Regions from separate parts of the Homo sapiens genome. Here regions 1 and 2 are each linked to region 3. Evidence: chromatin loops called from intact Hi-C (ENCODE). Cell type or tissue: endothelial cell of umbilical vein. All regions are shown on one strand.

Region 1 (8,000 bases), 230 kb before region 3:
CTGTCAAAGAACCGGAAGAGACTGTAAGTTTAGTTGGAATGGAACTGAGAAACTATTTCTGGAAAAAAAAGTCACAGATCAAAATGGCAAACATCATCTCACACACACACACACACACACACACACACACACACACACACACACACAATTTCCTATGCCAAATAAGTTCTCTTAATTTTCCAAGTAACAAATAACTCTTCCATGTCACACATCACAACTGACAGCACTGCCAGCCGAAGTTCAAGGTCAGACTAGACCTCTAAGGAAGATAAGGCTGTGAAGGGATCTGCCTCTACTAACTGAGGTCAGTCTAAGGGGCCTTTAGGCCTTGATCCTGTGCTTAAGAAATTGATATAAGGTCCTAGGCAGCAGCCAAGATGATTCCGGCCCTAAGAGGTCTCTGCTTGGGTTGTCTGGGATCAAAACCATGTCTCTCCCTTGGGACTGTGTAATATTTTTTTCTTAAGGTAGAACAGACATGTTTATCACCTCCTAAAAAGTCTTGTTGGCATAGTATTTCTGATGCTTTGGATCAAATGTGTTCATCAAACAGATGTCACCCAACCGCACATGAAATGTCTTAAGCATTGAATGTTTTGTTGTTTTACTTTCTGTGATTCAAAGAAGACAATCTGGAAACAGTATTAATTTCTAAGTTGAGGATATACCTAACACAAGGGTAAATAAGTAGCCTCAGGTTCAATGTGTCTTTTTGGGGCAGACATGGCCTCTGCAGGCTATGGAAGGTTCTGAAGGGAGGGATGAGCTGCAGTCTTGAAGGCATGCAGACCAGAGGTGAAAAGCAGTTGAAGCAGTGGACAGAAGTGTGTGCTGCTGTGTTCAGTCCTGGGCTGAGCTACAGGAAACCCACATTTATCCGGGAGGGAAGTTGTTGCTAGGCAACTGGGAGAATGTGGATTTGAAGCATGTTTCTTGCAAACTGACAGTTGTTAAGCATCAAATGAAAAGGGAGGAAGCGGGCTTCAGTGGTGAGGGGGCAACCAGGAGGGGACACCCTGAGTGCTAGGAAATGCGTCATCAGTGGAGAATTCAGACTCAATCACTGGGGGGTTGGGGGACATGTCAAACGGTCTCTACCAGGAGGTCACAGAGACATGCAGTCTCCCAGAATGAGAGGGAACTGAGTGTCTCAACTAGAGGGTGGGCTCTTGGGTATGTGAACAGACAAGTTATGAGACTCTTTGGCTCAACAGAAACTAGGTCTTTTTCTGTCCGTCCCAGTATCTGTGGTTAATGAAAGCAAAACTGAGCTTGGAATCTAGAGGCAGCCAAAAGGTCACTCCATGAGACAGACCTTCTCCTAGTCTGGGGGGGTCTGAAGAAGGAGAAATGGGGAGCAAAGGGCCTCTCAAAAGAGGCTGTGCTTTTATAAGAGCAAAATGCTTTTTGTTCAAAGTGTTTTTCCATCTCTTCTCTAATGTGAATTTCATTACTATTTCATGAGCTGTGTAGGACAAGTCTTATTTTCTCGATTTTACGGATGGGAGGCTAAGATTTCCTTTAAATGGCAGCAAGTTAGGAGCCAACATAGAGCCAGGGCCCAGTCTCTCAGCCACTAAGAGATGCCTGTATGCCCCAGCAGCTGCCCAGGCCTGTGGTCCTCACGCCATTGGATCCTGTGCTCAGGGGCAGGGAGGATGCTGAAGGGGGCAGGGAGGATGCTGAATACTTCATAAACAGAGTTAAGGAAGAATCGGTGTATATTGAGACCGCTTACTAAAGAATGCATATTAGTGGTAGGTAGAAAAACATTTTAATGTAAAGGCTATTAACCTGGGGTCTGGCTTCAGCTGCTCCATGAGCCCCATCCTGTGTGTCCCTGTGAACTTAGTTTTCTTTAGGGAACAGGTCTAGAGCTGTAGTCAGATTCTCGAAGGTAATCCTAACCCATAAGAAAGGTTAAGAGCTACTGTTCTGTAGAGATAAAACATATCAGAAGCCAAAACCTTTCTTAAAACCAACTGACCCTGGAGAGAACCTGACGCCTCACACATTGGTGCACACATTGTAGGCGCCTAGTGCGTATTTACTGAACAAAGGCCAGGACCCCAGGACTCATTATCCTCAATGGCAGCCTTCCCAGGGGCCTGCTCTTGTCTTAAGTGACTTCAGTTTTGACTTCTCAGTATTTCTTTCTTTGTAAATCCATAAAAGAACATCTGATCTGTCATGAAAATAAGCCCTGGCCTACTGCCTGCCTGGAGCTGAAAAGACATCAAGGCAGGCAAGTGACAATCCAGCCAGTAGGCTCAATGTGCACGAAGGGGCCTCTCTTCTATTTCATTTTTATTTCTTCTTTGTTGAAATCCATTCACCCAGAGGATATTTTGATGGTAATAGGTAAAGATTTTTGTAGATGCAGGCAGAAAAAATACTAATGCTATAAATCAAATATATTTGCTGTGGCTTGAATATTTTCATAAAACCCCCCAAAAACAACAACAAAAACCTTCCTGATTTAGTTTTGTTTCCTCCCAACAGCCCTGCTGTTCCCTGGTACTGGCACTCAGGAATCACTCCTTTCTCTTCTCCCCTTCCCAAAACCCTTATGGAGAAGTGGGAGAAATTGGAAAGAATGAGGAAGTCATGACATCAAGTCATTAGTGGGACCTCACTGTAAAATCCTGTAGCTGTGGGGGCTTTCCCAGACACTTGACGTAGCAATATCCACCCGAAAGTTGAAATGCATAGGTGAAGTTTAACAATCTGCAACCAATGACCCAGGAGAGCAGCAACTGTGGCAACTCTCACTGGGTAGGGGGCGGTCCACCCACGCTTCTCCCCAGTGACTCAGGAATTCAGGGAGCCAGAGCCAAGAATGAAACAGGACATTGATGGGCGCATGTAGTCAGAACCCCAAGATTGGGCCCTTTTCTTCCTGGAACTCAACGTCCAGCCACCCCGTAGTCAAAGAGACACGGATAAAATGCAATCAGAAAAGTAAAAATGACAACAGAGCAGTGGTTGGGGGACAGAAAAGAAAGCTGAATCATGCCACACTGGAAGCATTTTCAAAGGAAAACCGTGAGCCCAAATGCCGAGGAGGCTGACTTTTCTCTATCAACAAGCATTTAGGAGGGGGAAGGGAGGGAGACTCAGACTTCCCAGCAGCATGGCAGGTCTTGGCACCCGCCTCGGTTCCCCTGCCGAACTTCCACAAATAAACATTCAAAGCAGAAGGGACAGATTTGCTTCTCAGCAAGATTTCAAAGCTGTGCACCAGAGTTGGAGAGAAAACAGGAAGGATGGTAGGGGGAAGAGGGGGAGGAGGAGGGGAAGGAGAAGGAGGGGCATGCATGCCTTGGGCCAAATCAGATGGGAAGCGTCCCAACCTCTCACCCGAAACTGACACACCATTTTTATGAGGTGCGAAACATTTCAGGTAGTGTTGGCACTAATAATACCTTGGGCCCAAGTCTGAGCTTCTGGGTTTCAAGCTGGGGGCGTTAAGCCTGCAAAGGCCGCAGGTGAAGACAAGCTCCTTCAGGTGAAACCAAGAGGGGCTATTAATAAATTTCCTTGGAGAAAATCCAGTCATTTGGCTCTTATTTCTCTCCCAGTCCACCTAGGTCACCAATCTGTGTGTGCGCACGCAAGTGAGCGTGTGCGATAGTGTGCAAATGAGCGTGTGAGTGTACGCGCGGGGATGGGTGGGATGGTGTGGGAGGGATGTAGTAAGGCCATGGGTACTGCCTTTGGATTGTTTGAAGATGACAACACTCACTTCTGATCTCCAAGGAACCGAGAGAAAACACAGCTGGTCTCAGTCGGTGCTAACCCCAGCGCCCCCCTCCGATTCTCTGGGCTCCACAGGTTCCCTTGTCTCGGAGGTTGCACTCACACCCCCAGCTCCTGACTCAAAGTGGGTAGATGCCGTCACGGTGGTTTACTGAGATTTTCCCTCTTTCTTTGTTAATGAGAACTCATTTGGCATTTAATAAAACCTTATTTATACACTGGCCTACGTGCGTATGAGAAACAGCCCAGAACAGAAGGCCCAGCATTCCCGCACTGCAGCTAAGCATGGCTGCGCGCCAACCAGCTGCAATAACAGCCGCGTCCCAGCGGGGCCCCTTCCCTGGCCCCGGAGCAACCCCTGCCTGCCTGATGCTCCTTTCAGAGGATCGGAGGGTCTGCCCTGAGCCTTTCTGGGCCTGCCTCAGGCTTGTTTTTCTAAAAACCCAAATAGGATGGGCCCAGGAGCAATAAAGGCAAAGTCCCATTTTAATGCCTGCAATTTCTTTCAGGTTTTTTTTTTTTTTTTGTAAATTTTTGTTTTTAGTGTAATCCATTTGTCAAATGGAAAAGTACATTTTAAAGGCACCAGAAGACTAGATGTGTCCTGCTTCGGTTGGATCTTTCTCCACCGAGACGGAAGCAGGAGTGAGAGGAGAGCAGGTAGGGGTGGTGCTCCGTGGTTAACTGAGGCCGACTACGGCAGAGCTTTCTCCTCTGGGCCATCTCCCGGTCCACTGCAGGCTCTGTCGCTCACCAGCTTTGTTAAGAGAACAGGAGAGAGAAAGCATCTCCACACCACGGTGGTCTCATGGGTGATCAAATGAAAGTTCTTTGGACCCTCAGAGGTGTGTGGGGTACTATTATTATGCGTGGTCTATAGAGACTGAGGTGGTAAATTAAACTCTAGGTCAGTGATTCTCAATCTTGGCCGGACATTGGACTTATCTGGGAAGCTTTTTAACACAGTGAAGTCAAGGCTGCACCCTAGGCCAGCTGACTCAGAATCTCTGGGAGTGGGGGCCAGGCATTTGTAGGACACATTGAATCACTGGGGAAGCTTCTAAAAGCTACCGCTCGGGGGGACAAATGCTGCTGGTGTTGGCCCTTTCTAGGCTGCACTGCTGTGAAATGTCCTGTTTGCTTGTCTCTGGTCTGGCTGTGAGTTCAGTGAGGGTGGAAGGTTCACATTTGGAGCCTTGGCCTCAGCACAGTGCCCGGCCCTTCACAGGTGCCTGATGCAGGTTTGAGTGCCTGCATACAGAAACCGAGAAAGCAAGCCCCCAGGACCCGTCTGAGGTCTGCAAGGGTGACAGGTCAAGGTAGCCCAGGGTTTGTGAATGCTAGCATTTGCCAAGGCAGCATGTGAAGACGTAAGGAAAGACTTGGTCTTTCTTGTCTGATAAAGAAACATTTGGAAGCCAGTGTCCTGAGTTTTGGTTCTAGTCTCCAATGGAAAGTTTTACCCAGGTGCCGATTTACCCTACTATCTCTGGCATTGACATCCCAGAATCAATGGTCATGTCCTGGGAGGTAAATTTACCTATACTGGTGGCCAAGGTGCTTCAAGAAGGGAAGAATGATGCTGCTCCCTTCATGGTGACGAGAGGATTGCACGAACCTGGGTACCCAGGCCCTGCCTGCAAAGCCCAGGTGCACAGACATTGCTCATTCTGCCCATTCTACAAAGCATGCGGGCCCTGGACACCTGAGAGGGAGCCTCTGGTGGCTCTGCAAACACCAGCACTGGACTCCTGGCTGTGCTGGTATTCAGCTGCCTGGAATAAGGGACCTTTGTTGCCTCACTCTTCTGTCTGATTCTGAAAACAAGTCAAGGAGCGTGTCTAAAATCAAGTTCTTTTTGAAACTTTGGATAGAGACATTTGGACTACATTGCTTTTTATTTTTCCTACAGTGTGGTGAGCCAAGAGACCTTTTCTGGGGTCCTGGGCTCTCACTGATGGTGGCATCCCTAGGCTCTGACCCTTCATACTCACTCTGGGGCCCCACCCTGACGAGCTGGGAAAATCGTAGAGTAACTTTCCACGGAAAGTCACACATTGAAGGGGATTAAGCGTGGACCGTGCCAGAAACTGCGGTGTCTTATTTCATGTTGCTTCATTTTTAAAAGCCTTCAGCTTGCTTTTTAAGACAAGCTGAAAGTGAGTTTCCTGGGACTTGAGAGAGCAGTCATGAAACAGACAAAACACAGTTCCTCAATCAAGTTCTTAGTGACTGACATTCCCTACAACACAGTTCTAGAAATTAAAATGTAGGCAAAAGAAAAAAAACATAATTCCATGCTAGAAATATTATATATGCCACCTTCTCTGAAGGATTCTAATTTTGAGTGTTTCTGAAAGTGTGGCCTACAATGGTCTTCATCAGAATCGCCTAAGGTAACAGGATAGATTCTGGGCCTGGCCTGGTTCTTCTGAATCACAGTGATTGGGGGTGGGGATTTAGCACTTGCATCTTTTACCAACTTCTCTGATGGGTTTTTTTGGTTTGTTTGTTTGTTTGTTTTTATTGAGACGGAGTCTTGCTCTGTCACCCAGGCTGGAGTGCAGTGGCGCAATCTCGGCTCACTGCAAGCTCCGCCTCCCGGGTTCACGCCATTCTCCGGCCTCAGCCTCCTCAGTAGCTGGGATTACAGGCGCCCGCCACCACACCTGGCTAATTTTTGTGTGTGTGTGTTTTTTAGTAGAGACGGGGTTTCACCGTGTTAGCCAGGATGGTCTCTATCTCCTGACCTCATGATCCGCCCGCCTCGGCCTCCCAAAGTGCTGGGATTACAGGCGTGAGCCACTGCGCCCGGCCCTCTGATGGTTTTTATGCACTTTGCAGTGTGAAAACCTCTGCTCTACACCTCCTTTATCTAATTCCTTCTCATCTTATCCTTCTAGCAAAGGAGGAGATATTTTCAGGTCCCAAGCAGTCTGTCTGGGATGCAGTTCTAGAACAAAGGGTTGAGCTAGATCAGGGCTTTCCAAATTTTTGAGACTATGAAACTTTCTCTGTCGTTTTTTCTCTCTAGAAACACCAACCATTGAGGTTGAGACCATTTCCAGAGGAAGAAGCATGGGGCCATCATTTATTAAAATTTATGAAATGTTTTGCGTATACTTTTCTTGTATAATTCCTACCACTCTGTAAAGTATTATATTTGTTTTATAGATGAGTACTGGGACCAGAAAAGGTTCAATATCTTACCATGATCACCTGGCTAGGAAATAGCAGGTCAGGGAGTCAAACCAGGCCTCCTCCTTCCTTTACCACTCTGTTAGAGGAGGTAAAGGGGATTATCCCCACATTTAGAGTGGACACAAACATGCCACAGCCACATACCTAATGGTGAACCTCATAGTGACTTCTGGGTCCCTGGGCCACTGTTCTAGAAATACTATCAGTTGTGATTTTTTGAGCCCTGGGAGCCTGGAGCTTTTGCAAGGATTGTCCAGAACACCAGGCTCACGCCCTCCCCAAGGTCAATTCGTGAGGCTCTGCTACCCCAGGAATCACCTTGCAATTGGCGAGCAGCCAAACCCCTCCCTTACCACACGGAAGAGCTTGAAGAAGTCCACGTTGGCATACAGAGTGTCTTCTATCCACTGTAGGGTGCCCTGGGAGAGGGAGCACAGGGCATAGCGCACCGTCTTTGCCCCGCGTCTCTGGCTGAAGATGATGAAGCGCTCCAGGAGGGCCTCGCTGCAGGCGATGTCCTTCAGCGCCAGGTCCGGGACTCCATGAGCGAACTGCAGGGAGAAGAGGCAACACTAGAAACTGCCCTGTGGTAGGAAAGACACCCACGTCCTAACCCACAGAACCTGGGAATACCTTGTGTTACATGGCGACAGGAATTAAGATCGCAGATGGGATTAAAGCCACTGATTAGCTGATTTTAAAATAAGGAGATTATTTTGGCTTTTCTAGGTGGGCCCCTGTGTAATCACAAGGGTCCCTTAAATGTAGAAGAGGGAGGCAGAAGAAACAGAGTCATGTGATGTGAGAAAGACTTGATAAGCCCCCACTGGCCTTGGAGATGGAAGCAGACCACTAGCCAAAGAATGTGGCGTGTCTCTGGAGGCTGAAGGAGGCAGGAAAATGGATTTTTCTCTAGAACTCCGCAGTAAGGAATGCAGTCCTGCTGATGCCCTAACTTTCAGACTTGTGACCTCCAGAACTGTAAGATAATGCATCTGTGTTGTTTGAAGCCACTAAGTTTGTGGTAATTTATGACAGCA
Region 2 (8,000 bases), 61 kb before region 3:
GCTGTGCAGCTGTTGAGTGTTTCCTGACTTCCTTACAACCTCCTGTGTATCCCTGCAATGCCACCTTCCTAATTCTGCACCCCCATTAACTAAGGTAAATGTGTCTCTGTTCTTGAAACATTAAAAAACCAGGCCATGAAACCACCATCTCCACTACCGAATTCCATCAGATTGGACTTTTTGGAAACTATCCAGAGATTCTGAATGTACACTCTCCTCTTAGACATCAACACTTGGAAAGTCCCTTACTATTGCTTGGCCAGACCTTCTTACCTCAGCTCTGTAGCTTCCCCTTTTCCAGTTCACCTGCTGCAGAAGCTCAGACATGCTTTATAAATCAAGGCACATAGGTTATTATAACACTGATCTCATTTAATGTAATTTCATCTCCATAATTGAACATAATGAAGTAATAAACACTTATTTGTGTTTACTATCACAAGTTTGGGTCTCATTTGGCTTTACTGTGTTATGCGTGCAGGTCAAGTGTAGCTACATCTCAACAAAATTAAGACGATTTTGTAGTTTAGAAGTAAGGTTAAGATTTGGAGTCTTGAAATGATCCTATGCCTAGAAAACTCCATAGTCTTGACCTGAACGCTCCTTAAGCTGATAAATAATTTCAGCTGTCTCAGGATACAAAATCAACATACAAAAATTACTAGCATTTCTATTCGCCAACAACAGTCAAGCTGAGAACCAAATCAGGAACGCAATTCCATTCACAATTGCCACAAAAATAATAAAATACCTAAGAATACAGCTAACAAGGGAGGTGAAAGTTCTCTACAAGGAGAACTACAAAACACTGCTCAAAGAAATCAGAGATGACACAGACAAATGGAAAAACATCTCATGCTCATGGATAAGAAGAATCAAAATCATTAAAAAGGCCATATTGCCTAAAGTGATTTATAGATTCAATGCTATTCTTATCAAACTACTGATAATGTTCTTCACAACTAGAAAAAGCTATTTTAAACTTCGTATGGAACCATAAAATGAGCCTGAATAAGCAAGGCAATCCTAAGCAAAAAGAAGAATGCTGGAGGCATCACACTAGCCAACTTCAAACTATACTACAGGGCTGCAGAAACCAAAACAGCATGGAACTGTTACAAAAACAGACACATAGACCAATGGAACAAACAGATTGCTGAGAAAAAAGGCCACACACCTACAACCATCTGATCTTTGACAAAGCAAGCTGACAAAAACAAGCAATGAGGAAAGGACTCCCTAGTAAATAAATGGTTCTGGGATAACTGGCTAGCCATATGCAGAAGATTGAAACTGGACCCCTTCCTTATACCATATACAAAAATCAACTAAGGATGGATTAAAGACTTAAATGTAAAACTCAAAACTATGAAAACCCTGGAAGACAACGTAGGCAATACCATTCTAGATATAGGAGAGGGAAAAGATTTCATGACGAAGATGACAAAAGCTATTGCAACGAAAGCAAAACTTGACAAATGGAAATTAAACTAAAGAGCTTCTATACAGCAAAATAAACTATCAATAGAGTAAACAGAACCTACAGAATGGAAGAAAATGTTTGCAAGCTATGCATCTGACAAAGGTCTGATATCCAGCATCTATAAGGAACTTAAGAAAATTTATAGCAAAAAAACCAACAACCCACTTAAAAAGTGGGCAAAGAACATGAGCAGACATTTCAGAAAAAGATATACATGCAGCCGATAAGTATATGAAAAAAAGCTTAACATCACTGATCACTAGAGAAATGCAAATCAAAACCACAATGAGATACCATCTCACACCAGTCAGAATGGCTATTACTAAAAAGTCAAAAAAATGACAGATGCTGGCAAGGTTGCGGAGAAAAAGAAACACTTGTACATTGTTGGTGGGAGTGTAAATTAGTTCAGCCATTGTGGAAGACAATTTCTGTAAGATCTAAAAACAGAACTACCATTCAACCCAGCAATTCCATTACTGGGTATACACCCAAAGGAATATAAATCGTTCTACCATAAAGACACATGCACACATATGTTCATGTGCAGCACTAGTCACAATAGCAAAGACATGGAATCAACCTAAATGCCCATCAACGGTAATCTGGATAAAGAAAATGTGGTACATATATACAAGGAATATTATGCAGCCATAAAAAAGAACAAGATCATGTCCTTTGCAGGAACATGGATGGAGCTGAAGGCCATTATCCTTAGCAAAGTAACATAGGAACAGAAAATCAAATCCTGCATGTTCTCACTTATAAGTGGGAGCTAAATGATGAGAACACATGGACACATAGAGGAAAACAACAGACACAGGAGCCTATTGGAGGGTGGAAGTTGAGAGGAGGGAGAAGATCAGGAAAAATAAATAGGTAGTAGACGTAATACCTGGGTGACGAAATAATCTGTAAAACAAACCCCTGTGACACAAATTTACCTATATAACAAACCTGCACATGTACTCCTGAACTTAAAAGTTAAAAAAAAAAAGGTTTGGGGTCTTGTGCATCTGGTTTTCATCTGCAATCAGAAAATGCAGTGCTCTAACAATGTTAGACATCATGCAGACCACGTACTCATGCATAATTATGAAATATCACATGAGGAGGCAGAGCCCTTCAGTGTAATGAATTCCATTCCCTTCCCTATTTCCCCTTGGGTTTTACATAATATGTTTATATTTTCTGCTTATAATAATACAAGATTCATTTTAGAAAATTGGTTAGAATTCTAAAATAATATATAATATCACTATCCGTGATAGTGACTATTAATACCTCAGTATTTTTCCTTTCAGTCAATGTTTTCTCCTGTGTGGATATATGTAAATTTTTCACAAAATTGAAATTATTCCATGTACACCACTATGTACTTTGGTTTGTTCTGTCATTTTTCACTTAGCTTTTTATAATATAAACATTTTCCCATGCCATTCAAGAGCATGATTTAACGTGGCCACATAATAGTTCATCTTCTAGAAGTTCCTTACTTTAGCCAGTTAAAAGTTCTCTGCTATTGAGTGCTTGTATTGTTCCCAATGTTCTTTGGGTATAAGTAACACAGTGGTGAGCATCCTTGTTAAAACCGAGCTTGCATCAATCCTATTTCCCTAGTTGAGATCCCTAGAAGTGTAAATTTTGGGTCAAAGGCTGGGTATATTTTTATAACTCTTCGTACGTAATGCCAAATTGATCTCCAGAAAGAACAAACTTATTCACAATCTTGGCAGTAGCATATTGGCAGTAGCTGTAGTGAGATGGCGGTAGAATGGCCATCTGACTATGGCAACCCTTGATTTCTTTCTTCCATGATTTAGCACAATTCTCACTGAGCCTCAGGAGTTCTTTGGTTCCTCTCTGAGTCTTTCTGCATTAGATTCTGTGTTAATTCTCATCTCATCTCCATTGTTCATGGTTGGTGCTCAACCATCCAAATCCTGCACCTTCTGTCCCAAGACTGAGAAGACTCCATTTGGGAAGAACATCAACAGCCCTCCCCTACTAATCAGTAGGGGTCTGGAAATGGTCTTTGGCTCACAGGCTGAAACCTAAGACACAGATGCTTTGGTGTGTTTGGGCAGTGGTTCTCCCTAATGCCCCTGGATGCCCATCTGTGGCTGCCTTCCACTTGCTTCTTTTGGGCTCTTGAGTTCACTCAGGGGAGTCCCATCCTATGTTCTGCCATCAAGCTGATATTTGCTTTCTCTGCATCATCTCGGCCTGCCTTATTACCTGGGGCTCAGTCACCTGGTCATCTCTTGCTCTTCTCCACCTTCTACTAGATAGACTTCCCCAGATGATTTAGCTTTGCATGTCACAATCCTCCATCTCACCCCATCCCCGGTCTTTGCCAAGGCCACTGATCCCTTATGCTGATCTCCTGTATTAGTCGTTGCTTTGACTTTGGCACTTGTGAAATGGGGCTATATTTTCTATGCATTTGTTTAATCTTGGTCTCTTATTGCCACCCCCTCCTTTGGGTTGCCACTTCTGCCCTAGCTTTGCCCCTGACTCTGGTGACTCCCTTTCACTTTGGCTCAAGGCTTTACTATTCCCAGCATGCCCTGGCCCGTATGTTACAAGCCCAGTGAGAAACTGATACTTCAAGACTTTGCTTCAGAATATGAAAGGAGTGTATTAATTATGCATAGAAGGGCCATGGCAGTTTGCCAGCTGCATCTTAACGAACTCTATTCCACTCCCCAGACATCCCAGCCCTTCCCTACTTCTGTTAGGTCCTTCCTGACTCATTTTGTTGAAGCTCCATCTCTGGCTTCAGCATCCTGACTTGCTTCTGACCTCTGGCCCACCATATGATATCTCAGTGCCCAGTTTGGCTCCCCTTCTGCCTTGGCATTGCTGACCGGGTCTGGCTTCCCTGTGAGCTGAATCTATAAGCTGCCCTGGCAGGCATGACCTCGCATTCCTGATGGGCCTGCTTCCTCCTTGGCTCTGGCCCTGCTCCAGAAGCTATGTGGATAGGATATTTTAACCCCTCCAATTTCAGTTTTCTACTGAGAATGTGGGGCCTAATATGTGAGTATGGGCAGTCCAGTCTCAGACCATCCTTTTTCCAGCAAATCCTTTCCAGGGACATACCTTGGGAAGGAAAGTGGATAATAGGGGCAGCCACTCAGAACTGAAGAAACTCTAAGAAATACACCAGCAATTATTGCCTGGAATGCCCTGATCATCCCTCTATAGCGTGTTCTTACCCAGTTCTATGTTACCAATTTTGAAAAGCTACCAAGGTGCTTTTATCTAACAGTTGTGGGGGTCTCCCACCTTTCTACTGCTTCTGCTCCCCAGACTCCAGTGACTTTTTCCTTAGACCTATTGCTGAATGTCTGAATCACCCTGCTTCAAGGGTGGGGGTGACTGGTCACCTTAGTAGGTTCTACAAGGTGAGAGGCTGTGGGTGCTATTTCACCAGAGGGAATGGGGGAGCACCAAAATCAAAAGAGTGAGGATATGTTTCTTGGTTCATGGGAGCCAAAGTCCAAAAATCCATGAGTGTCTGGTGCCCCTCCACTCTAGCAGCTGCTATAGACTTGGCATAGAACAAGCATGTGATGCAGGGAGACTGGGAAGAAACATTGCTTTTGTTTCTGGGCTATTTTATGAGCCAGCAGGGCAAGGCACATGGTGGTGTTCTTTCTGGTCAAGCTGCATTTGATTAAAGGAAACCGAAATCTACTTAGGGTTCAGGCGATTAGAATAAGAGGAAGAGCTGGCCTTTCTACAGCAATGCTAGCAGGAAAATAGAAAATGACAGGCAAATGGACTGGCATGTCCAGAGCAGTGAGTCAGCCAGGCTCAAAAGCCAGGCATTGAATGAACACTGGTCACTGTCATTCTGCTCCTTCTATGGCATGCTTATTCCTTGGTTTCCTCCTGATTACAAAAAGACTAGAAACTCCTGGGGCCCGTGCTAGTCCAGAAACTCCTCTCAACAAATCAATATTCTCTCACCTCCAAATTATGTTGGGGAGTTATCGGAGCTTTGAATGGAGTTCTGAGTCTCTCTTCCTGATAGGGACTAATTTTTTCTGAATAGTGTGCTCACTGTGCTAACTGAAGAGCTAACTCCTTACCTCTTCCATCTCTTCTTTCCTTCCCCCTTCATGAACTGAGCCCCTTCATACTATGGCCTTTGCTTCTTTTCACCTGCATTGTGGTGGGGCTCAGGGTGTAGAACACAGAGAGAGGCTGGGAGAACCAACTCATTCCCATAACTCTGGTTCTAAAGAATACCATTCAGGTGGAGTACCTGTTAATCCATCCTTATTAAATTCATGGTAACTTATCTCTTAGTATTCATAGCCTCTCTAGCACTGAAGTTTTCCATCCTAAGTGACTTGAATCAAACTTTCTGATTGCCTTCACGTTCCAGAGACACATACACAAATCAACTATTTGCGAAAACCAATCATTATCTCCTAAAGGAGGCACACCTATTGACATTCTTAAAGCTTTACAACTTTGGACATCTTACATGTGAGGAAACTAAGGCTCAATGAGGTGAAGTGACTTACTTGCCCAAGGTCACATGAGTTAATGGTAGAGCCAGGACAAGAAGTCAGATCTGCTCTCAATCCAGGGATCTTTCTATTATGCTATCATGCCTTCCTCAGGATTTTGCTCATCTTTGGCTTATGCAACACTATATCTCAAGTTGAAATTACTCCCATAGCTTAGAAATAGGACAGTTGCCTCGTTAGCATTTTCTTTCTGCCTTTCTACAAAGGAGTCTCAAAGTACTATGGACTGTTAAAGTAGAAAACTGGGACCTTATGGGGCCATCTTAGCTCCTCAACAGGTGTGTTAGTAATCCCAAATTCTGGAAAGTCATTGCTGGTGTGTTCTCAATTAGGATGTGGTCTATAGTTTTGGTTTCCAAAGGCTACAGTGTCACAAGTCTTGCATATGGATTGTGGCCATGAATATCCTTGAGTGACCTATGTTAAGTACTGGGATCAGGTAAAAGTGTAATGTGACTGTCAAATCCTATTTTCATTTTTCTTTCTCTCACTCAGTTTTCTCATTCATAAAATGAGTATTCTTTGAGGTCACTGTATGAAATAATCCAGGAAAAAGGCTTAACACTGAGCATATCTAATAGTCAGTGCCTCCCAAATAATAGTTGTGAGTGAAAATTTAATTCACCTATGTTTAATCTTCCATTTTATACACGAATATAATAAAACATTGTGGAAAGATAGCATAACATAAATAATGAAATAGTGGGCTCCAGTGCCAAACAAATCTGGAATCGTATCCTGACCTGGCCACTTGCTAACTGTGTGATCATGGGTAAATTACATAACTTTTCCAAGACTCAGTTTTCTCATTCATCAAATGAGCATTACTTGAGATCACTATATAAAATAATCCAGGAAAAAGGCTTAACACTGAGCATATCTAATAGCCAGTGCCTCCCAAATAATAGTTGTATTATTGCATTCCTTTGAACTATCCCAGTCTTCACTATATAATAAGAGACCTTGGATGCTCAAGCTGCTAGATGAAATAACTACATTTTTTTGGCATATTGGTGGTGCTAATATTTGTTCTGTTACTTTTTTCCCCTTTCTGTAGCTCTCTTCATTATTTTCACATGGCAAACATAAACTTCTTCTGATAAACAAAAAAACTAGTAAATTTCATTATAGTTCTGTTTAATACATTTATTTTTAAAATTAGTGTGTCTGTTTTAATTTAGATATTCATTTTGAATATAGCCCTTGAAACTCTTAGTTTAATTTAAATATTTGTATTACATGGCAAGACCCATAGACAATATTCAATACATTGTTTTCAAAGATATCCGCTTTACTAAGTCCCTTCTCTTCTTTAAGTTTTTGTTCAAATCTTACCTTCTTAACAAAGCTTAATCTGATCATCCTATTCTGCAAGCTTCTACCTTCTCCTACACCTACCACTCCCCAGTCCCAGGAACTTTCACCCTCCCCTACTCCTGCCACATCCCCCCAGCACACACACACATTGGCATCCCTGAACCCACTTTATTCTGCTCAATTTTTTTTCTACAGCACTTATCACTGTCTAATATACTGCATACTTTTTATTGTTTATTGTATGTTTCCACATGGGTAAGGGTTTTTGTCTCTCTCTGTTTCTCTTCATTAATACTTTCAAGTGACTAGAATAGTGCCAGGGACACAGTAAGAGTTCAGTAAGTACAATAAGTATTGGTTGAATGTTTGTTGAATGAAGATACTGGCATATTTATTAAGCTAGATGTTCTTAAATTATCAAATGATTATCTTCTTCTTCTTTTTAGAAACTGGGTCTTGCTCTGTCATCCAGGCTGATCATAGCTCACTGTAACCTTGAACTTCTGGGCTCAAGAAGATATATATATATATATGTGCATATGATATATGATATATGTAGAGAGAGACAAATCCCTGAGCCATTAACCTCTATTTGTCTTCCTGCTAAGCCTAACTAAACTTTAGTAGTGACTATTTTTGTATGTATGTATATA
Region 3 (8,000 bases):
TTGGAAAGAAAGGTTAGGAAGAAGCTTAACATCTGGCTAGCCAAGCCTTGGTTTTAGATTCCAGAGTTGATACAGAGCAATTCAGAAAAGTGTCTTTTGGATTTAAAGCATTGTTTTTGCTCAGGATCTCGAGTTACCTTCAAAAAATTTAAATAAGATAAGGCCACATCCTTGCTTAAAACATTCATCAACTTTCAATTCAATTCCATTCAACGGCTATTGATTGAAGACCTGGCCCTGAAGAACAGAGCCGGAATGCCAGGCCCTGTTCTAGATGTTGGGGATATGTCAGTAAACAAAGCAGACAAAACTTTCTGCCTCACCGAAGCTTAGAGGGAGGTAGGAGTGAGGTGGGGGAGACAAACAAGAAAGATAATGAATAAATAACATATTATTTCTGTGTTAGAAGGTGATAGATGCAATGGAAACTAATTGGAGCAAGGGGGTGTTGCAATTGGGACGGGAGGGACAGAGGAGGCCTCGTTGAGAACGTGGGTGGAGCAAAGGCTTGGAGGAGGTGAAAGGTGTGGCCATGAGACCATTTGGGAGAAGAGGAAATGCCTTCCATATCATGACCTCACCCAGCACCCTCTCACCCTGTGGCCCTCCCACACGGATCTCCAGCAGCCCCTGCAGTCTCCTCCCCACCTCCAGGCTTCACACACATTGTTTCATCCTCAGGACTGTATTTTCCTTCCCTGTCTCTTGACCAACTCCTCATCCTTCCGACCTCAATCTAAATGCCACCTCCTCTGGTGGGCTTTTTTTTGCTGCCCCTCATCCATTATAACTTAGATGCCCTGCCACAGTCATAGCCCTCCCTTCAGATACTTAATAAATACTGTTTGAATGAATGAACAAAGAAAAGGGCTCAAAGCGGGTGTTGAGGACAGGGATTCTGACTCATTGATTTATCCCCAGTGCTGGGCACATTGTTGAAGGTATTTGGTAGACTTTATCTTCATAAATAAGCTCCATTATCAAGGATGGATAGAATGATTATGTTATGGCTTACTTAAATTTAAGCATAATAATACTATAAACAAGATTTGTTAAAGGGGGAGTGAAGCATTAAATTGTGTTACGGGGAATGAATTCCCTCCTTCCTTCACTTTTTCCAATGAAGCAGGCCTTGGTTTCAGTCCTTGGCCCAGACGAGCCCTTTTCAAGGAACATTTCCCACCAGTGACGGTGCCTTCCTGTCTGAGATCAGCATGTCCTTCAATTTATTCTGCAACTCAGTCAAATTAATTAAAACTAGATTTGTCCTGAGAGTTTGTTCGTTAAGATGTCACTGTATATCAAATTCCCAATTATCTGGGATAATTAAAACATCCTAACTTTTTCCCCGAATTATTTATACTTTTGGGAGTATCCCCTTGTAGGGTTCAGGACACACTACCCCAAAATATGGCACCTTGGCACTTCAGAAAACCCCAGAGGCAGGAAGGTTACTCTCACCTTCCCCTTGCCTTTCTCTTAGAAGCAGGTCATAAAACCTTCTTTCCAGAGGTGCCCACCCTGTAGCCAGGGGGAAGGAACGTCCCTGTCTTTGAAGACACAGAGACACAGAGAAGAATCTGAACAAACAAGCCTTGCTAAGTTCCCCCTAGTTTATTAGCATTAGATCATACAGTTTTGTCTAATCATCTCCACAATCATCCACTTATTCATCAAACTTAGCATAAAAACCCACAGGTTTCTCTGTCTCTTTGGATCTTCATTTCCGAAGCTATGCCATATAAAACTTACATATTAAATACATTTATATGCTTTTCTTTTTTTAATCTGTCTTTTGTTATAGATGCCTCAGCCATGAACCCAGCAATGAGTGAGAAATTTTTCCTCCCTTACACTCCAAAGGTATATTTTTATTGCTATTTGCTCAGGAAATGCCATAAGGATGATTTAACGATTTCAAATCACCACCTCATTTGACATGCATTTTAGGTAACATAAAAATCATGCAATATGATTGAAACAAAAGAAATTAATTAGAGCAAAGAGAAAAATACAAGCAAGGCAGTAAAGTGAAACAAGAAATAAAACCACTCACCACTCACGACACGGAAATTCCAACTGTAAAGACTCAAGTCTTTTCTGGAGGGGGATCACACATTTGGCTCTGAGCAATGAAGAAAACAGACAAGTTATAGGATTCACAGTGTTTTATAACATACATACCACGGTCTCAGGAGCCTTAAGACCTGAAAGACGTTTCTCCCATATGTCCTCAAAAGGGACACTGATGTCATGAATGACACTTAAAGCAGATGAGTTTCCAATAGCTGTTTCTTATGGTATCACTCCAGGAGCCTTTAACCTAGGGCCTAATGACAAAGTGAGGTCCTTTAAAATTCAGTTCTCTGAGGGAATGACATGATGCAGTTCACAAATGAAGTTTTTTAAGTATCTGACTTGATGCACAGATAAAGTTTAAAATATCTAAAATATCTAAAAGAAGGCCAAGTGTTGTGGCTTCCATTTGTAATGCCAGCACTTCAGGAGGCCGAGGTGGGAGGCTTGCTTGAACTCGGGAATTTAAAACCAGCCTGGGCAACATAGGGAGACCCTTTCTCTTTAAAAAGTGTAAAAATTAGCTGGGCATGGTGGCTCATGCCTGTGGTCCCAACTACCCAGGAGACTGAGGCAGGAGGATTGCTTGAACCCAAGAGGTCAAGGCTGCAGTGAGCTGTGATCACCACCACTGCACTCGAGCCTGGGAGACAGAGTGAGCCTCCATCTTGAAAAAAAATAAAAGAAATAAAAGAAAAAGGAAAGGAAAGGGAAGGAAGGAAGAAAGAAAAAAAGAAAGAAAAGAAAGAAAGAAAGAAAAAGAAAGAAAGAAAGAAAGAAAGAAAGAAAGAAAGAAAGAAAGAAAGAAAGTTGGATGGCCTGCATCTCTCCCTAAATGTTGTTTTCTCCAATCAAACTTCCATAAGAATTAAGGAGCAGAGAAGTCAAGGATAAATTGTCTGGCAGGTACCCAACAGCTGAAACTCTATACTTCTGATTAGATGCGGATGTACACCTAAGAACTTGGCATCCACTTGTGAAAGTGAAGGTTCCTAACCAGGCCATGTACTTGTATAGACCTACGTCCTCAAAGAGGCAGACCACAGTGTACCCATGGGTAGGGGCCAGATTTCCTTCAGGAAATAGTCCACAGTTGCTGTAACATGACAATAAATGAACAGCCAAGATCCATGGAGTGGCCATGGTGTGGGACATAGATAACAACCCTCCCACCAACATTAGACACTGCACAGTTAGTTTTCTGTTATCCTGTTTTGGTTTTATCATGTATACCTCCCCACCCATTAGAGTAGTTAGTTGAGAATTGACTGTTAAAAATGAAATCAACCTGCCGAGAAAAAGTCATGTTGGATGAATCACTGGGGCCCTAGGCTGTTGGCTTCATGTTTAATTTGGATGCTTCCCAATCCAATCTTGAGTAGGTCACCCCATATAGCTTCCTCCATCAGCAGGATGATTTTGTTTTAGAAAATATGTACACTTGGTAAACTGTCAAAGTGAGTTGTACATATGGTATGTGTTGTTCAGAGGGAGAAAATATTTTCAGCACTACTTGAAGTCTTTATACCTGACAATGCATTAAGAATTCAACACAATAATCTTATTGTTTTAGCTGTTGCTTTTACCATTACTCATGCAGCATGACTGGGAAAAAAATTAATGATCCCCCCCACCCCCACAGTGTTTGGTGTGTGTGAGTTTAAAAAAAAAATCTTTTGGTTTGGGATGAATGCGTCGAACAATCCACCATCTGGTGTACAAATATTTTTATAGACACGAATCCAAATACCACAAAATCAGTGCCATGGCTCAGGTTCTGTGAATCTTTTTCTGAGGCAGACTTTTTATTAAATATGATTATTCTTGAACTATGAGACTCTCTGCAGGAGCATTAAGATTTAGCCTTGAGAACAAAACTCTTTATGTTGACCAATATTTTTAAAAAGATGGAAAGAACTCTCTCTGGAGCTAATTTCAAGGAGGACAAAAAAGAATTTTGTTTTTGTTTTTGCTTTTTTGTTTACATACTAAGCATATACAAACTGAATCAGTGACAACTTCTGTTACATTCCTGCTGTAATCCTGGCTAGTGGAAGAAGATAAGATATCAGTAAGCTCTGCGGGCATCAAGTTTCGGCCCTGTCAGGTGTAATCAGAACCCTGGTCTTAAAACGAAGGCCTCCACTCCACCTCCTCAGGCAGAGGACACTTCATTCCCCAGCCCCAGGCACTGAGAGGAAAAGGAAGGATCCATCCTGTAAGAGCAAAATAAAACAAAATAGCAACACTGGGTTTGTGCGTTCCCTTTAACTCTTGACACCCTGGAATTAATGCAAAGTGGTCTGTATTTAATATCGAATTCCCTCCCCTCACAATGCGATAATGACAAGAGATTTTTAGAAGGCGTGGAAATTAAGAAATTTTAGAAAATTAAGATTCTCCTCTGAACCTAATGTAAAGAAAATTGATGAGTCTGTGCATTTGATGGGATTCCTAGGTCAGCACCATGTCGTGAAGACATTTTCTGAGATAGTGAGTTTGCTCAAAATGTCACTCCAACTTTTAAAGCATGGAGAAAATTGCTTGTCAGTGAATGTACCACTCAGAGCAAAATAGAATTTTTATTGCTAGATTTCCTTTCAAAGTTAAAAATAAGGATAAACAGAGCCAAACGGCTGTTTGGGGGAATGTAGTGATCTGGGGAAGAGAATGATGGCATATCGTTGGAGCTTCCAGCTTTGCTAGTGGAACTCATTGGAATGTCCATGAAAATCACCACAGAGTTCAGACATAGTTCTTAACTGGCAAAACTGTCCTAAAATGACTGGACTCTGATGCAGCTGCCTTGGGAGAAGTGGGAGAAATAACAGTCCCACTTCAGCGATCTGCAAACTAAGGTACAGTGGAAATTGAGCGGTCGGGCAAGGGTCACCAAAACTCAGTGGTGAGCGGGAGACAGGCCCAAAGAGCTGAGGAAGTGTAAACTCCAGTGATAAGGCGATAACTTGAGGAAATTAAAACCCCGTAGTGTGGGAAAGAACAATTAGCCAAGACAGAGGGGCAGGAAGGAATACAGAATGAATTACAATCAGAGGAAACTAGCCAGCAACAAAAGAGATGAACTGGCGGGGGCGGGGCGAGAGGGACGGGAGAAGTGACTTAAGAATGCTGGCTTCTCTGGGTTCCATCACCGCCTTCTTGTTAGGTCGCCGTCGCTGCGATCATGATTTAACCCCTTCATGCCTCGGAGTGTCTAGCTCCAAGGCAGCTATCTTTATCCATGAAGTTCTTTGAGATTGTGCCACGAATATGATGAATTCCAGATAAGAATGACTGCATCATTAGTTTAGAAAAAGTTACCCCCGCCCCTCCAAAAAAGACAGAAGTTTAAGCTTATATAGATTAGCAAAATATTTCCATCAGAAACATAAGAAGGAACATGTAAAACACAAGTATCAGCAAATGCAGATGTTTTCAGACCAAGAAGAAAGTGTTCATGAAAATGAAATATTTTAAAGGAAAACATGTAAAAGTGTTTCAAACTGATTTTGATGACTATCAGGATGACCTAAGGGGATGAAATGTCCTATAACTAGTAGGAAATGATAGAAAAAAAGTATGATTGTTTTATGAAAATAATAATTTGCTTATTTTAAGTCAATGAGTTTGTCACACATGATTATGGGCACGAGAGAAGATATGCTATGAGCCCAAAATTAAATTGTCTTTTACTTCAATCCTAAAAATCAGCAGGCAGAAAGCTAAGAGGAAGCTCTTCTTTAATCAACCAAGATGCTAAAATCATGGAGAGAAAGGCAAAAAAGATAGACCACAGTAGCTAAGTCATTCAAAAGAAGGGGGAGAGTTGATTATGTAGAATGAAGTGGAATGAAGATGCTAAGTAGGAGTAGAAAAACATGATACTATAACAAAGGGTTGATTGAGCAAACAAAGTGGGTAATAAGGCAAATTAAACATTCTTATAAATCCTGTGTCCAGGAAATGAATTAACTGCTCAGACTAATAAATGAAGAAGCATCACACAGAAGATAATGATTAAATGTCACCATGGGAAAACAGAAGGTTCCCGGTTTATAAAACCAGCACGCTTAAAAAGAAGAAAAGGGTGGGGGCATTTGAAACAATACTAAGAGGCTTTAAAAGTGAACTGAAAAAAAAATGTAAAGTAGACAGTGATGGAAGGACAGCCTTAGAAGACACCTCAATGATACAAGATTCTTTAAATATCTTAAAGGGATTGTGGGTAAGGAGGAGCATCCAGGAAATTGAAACATTAAACTTGGGTTTATTTTAATTTATTTTACTTTAATTTTTTGGTCTTGCCTTCATGAGGCCAATAAATGTACCAGAAATGGAAACAGTATCAGAGAGTGATAAATTAAGAACAATGAGGAATTCGCTTCCAATAAATTAAGTAACTCAAGAAAAGACAACTCCTGAGTGGGAAGAAAAAGCTGCAGAGATTAATACTGCCTTCATGCAGCATTTGGATGGCTCCTAGGAATCATAAAGATACCTGGGGAAATCAGAGCCAAGTAAATCTAGTACCTTTCAAAAAAAAATGGACTACGGAGGAAGCAGAAAAATGCTAGCCTTGCAACTCGGGAGCAATTGAAATATTTAAAGTATAGATAAAGCAACCAAGGTGGAATTACCAAATACCTAGAAATATATGAGTTCAGCAGACAAAACAATCAAATTTTAGGGAAAGTGACCTCCGGAATAAAATCCTTATAGAAGTTTTCAGGCTTTTGAATTTTGGCCACTATACTACAGTTTATAGAGAAGATGAATAAATGGACATCTATTAGCAACATCATGATATTCTGCAAATGGCATTTGTTAACTAACATCATAGAATACAGATTGATAAGGAGGAATTGGAAGAGATTAAACAGTCCTCTCCCCCTGGAGGTGCTGACATCAGCATAGATACAAAAGTATCCATAAGCGTAGGCATCCAATGACCGGAAAGCTAGTGGCATCTGTCACACATGCATTGTACAATTGCAATGCATTGTATGCGTGAGCAAGAGCATCTCAATCTCAGATTCATTTAAACAAATAAGTCATCACAGAAATAGTACCTATGAAGAAATCCTTGAAGAGGTTTTGGAATGAATGGTTTGCTGGGCAGGCAGGATATTTCTGATACAAGAAGAGCCTCTGAGAAGGCCCACAGCCAGGAGTGGGAAATAGGGCTGAGGAATCATGAACAGGGCTGACAGAGCATAATATTCGTAAGAAGTGATGGGAAAGATTAGGTAGCCTATAGTAGGAGACAGATTTGAGCATGGGCTTTGGAGTGAGACAACCTGGTTTGAAGCCTAGCTCCATAGTGGTATAATCTCTCCCCCACCCCCACCCCCACCCTGACCTCTGTGTGCTTTGGTCTCTTCATCTCAAAATTGGAATTTTAATATACTTACCTTAAGGATTGTGCTAAGAGTTAAGTGAGATGTTCTGTGTTCAAGCACCTAGAAAAAATAAGAACTCCAATATTAGCTATTGCTGTGAGTGAATTGTAGTCAGTCCACAGATGATAACACTCGCCTTCCTCATTTCCTTGGGGTCATCTCTTTTGACTTTCTGCTGCCTTTTCAAAACTTTTACACTGTCTAAGGACAACAGCCCTACCTGGCTCTCTCACTCTAAGAGATGGTGGGAAGGACAGTTTCACTCTCGATTTCCCTGTTCTCCCCTCAAAACACACTCTTTCTTCTTAGCCCCCTCTGCTGTTTCTGAGAACACAGTGCCCCATTTCTTTCCAAAGCTAAAACCTCTCTGGCAACAGAGAACCCGACTGTTATGGATTCAGCAGTTGACGGTTGACCTCCAGCAGGTTGGTGCTCCATCAGTAAGCCCATTCCTCTCTCCCAGCTGCAGTAACTCCTTCCTGTCAGCCTCCAGCCCTGCTCAAGTCTTCTCTGGCTCTGTGCATT

Evidence for each region. A loop is a pair of places that touch in the nucleus more often than their neighbours do. Peaks named below come from ENCODE experiments on the same cell type or tissue, not always from the same donor. Only the 100,000 strongest peaks of a DNase experiment are listed, where the experiment ranks them.
Region 1: it touches region 3 in a loop (10-fold over the local background); 2 of 110 quality-filtered maps call a loop at or near these places.
Region 2: it touches region 3 in a loop (5-fold over the local background); 7 of 110 quality-filtered maps call a loop at or near these places.

Annotation. Positions count from the first base shown.
Region 1 is chr1:94,091,481-94,099,480 of GRCh38, forward strand. ABCA4 (ATP binding cassette subfamily A member 4) reads right to left here. Exons shown (of 50, transcript NM_000350.3): 6 at 7,314-7,511. Among named protein-coding and RNA genes, the nearest start is that of ABCA4, 26 kb to the right of the region's middle. RefSeq lists an enhancer at 1,790-2,342. In endothelial cell of umbilical vein, no CTCF peak of the experiment used is centred here; DNase peaks (open chromatin) are centred at 201, 921, 3,141 and 3,961; H3K27ac peaks cover 4,651 bases.
Region 2 is chr1:94,260,927-94,268,926 of GRCh38, forward strand. The region is part of intron 2 of ARHGAP29-AS1 (ARHGAP29 antisense RNA 1); the gene reads left to right. It also overlaps a transcript of ARHGAP29 not described here. Among named protein-coding and RNA genes, the nearest start is that of ARHGAP29-AS1, 17 kb to the left of the region's middle. In endothelial cell of umbilical vein, no CTCF peak of the experiment used is centred here; DNase peaks (open chromatin) are centred at 4,305 and 5,155; H3K27ac peaks cover 1,976 bases.
Region 3 is chr1:94,322,351-94,330,350 of GRCh38, forward strand. The region is part of intron 2 of ARHGAP29-AS1 (ARHGAP29 antisense RNA 1); the gene reads left to right. Among named protein-coding and RNA genes, the nearest start is that of ARHGAP29-AS1, 78 kb to the left of the region's middle. RefSeq lists an enhancer at 4,969-5,480. In endothelial cell of umbilical vein, CTCF peaks have their summits at 7,790 and 7,998; DNase peaks (open chromatin) are centred at 1,161, 1,971, 3,491, 5,081 and 1 weaker place; H3K27ac peaks cover 6,544 bases.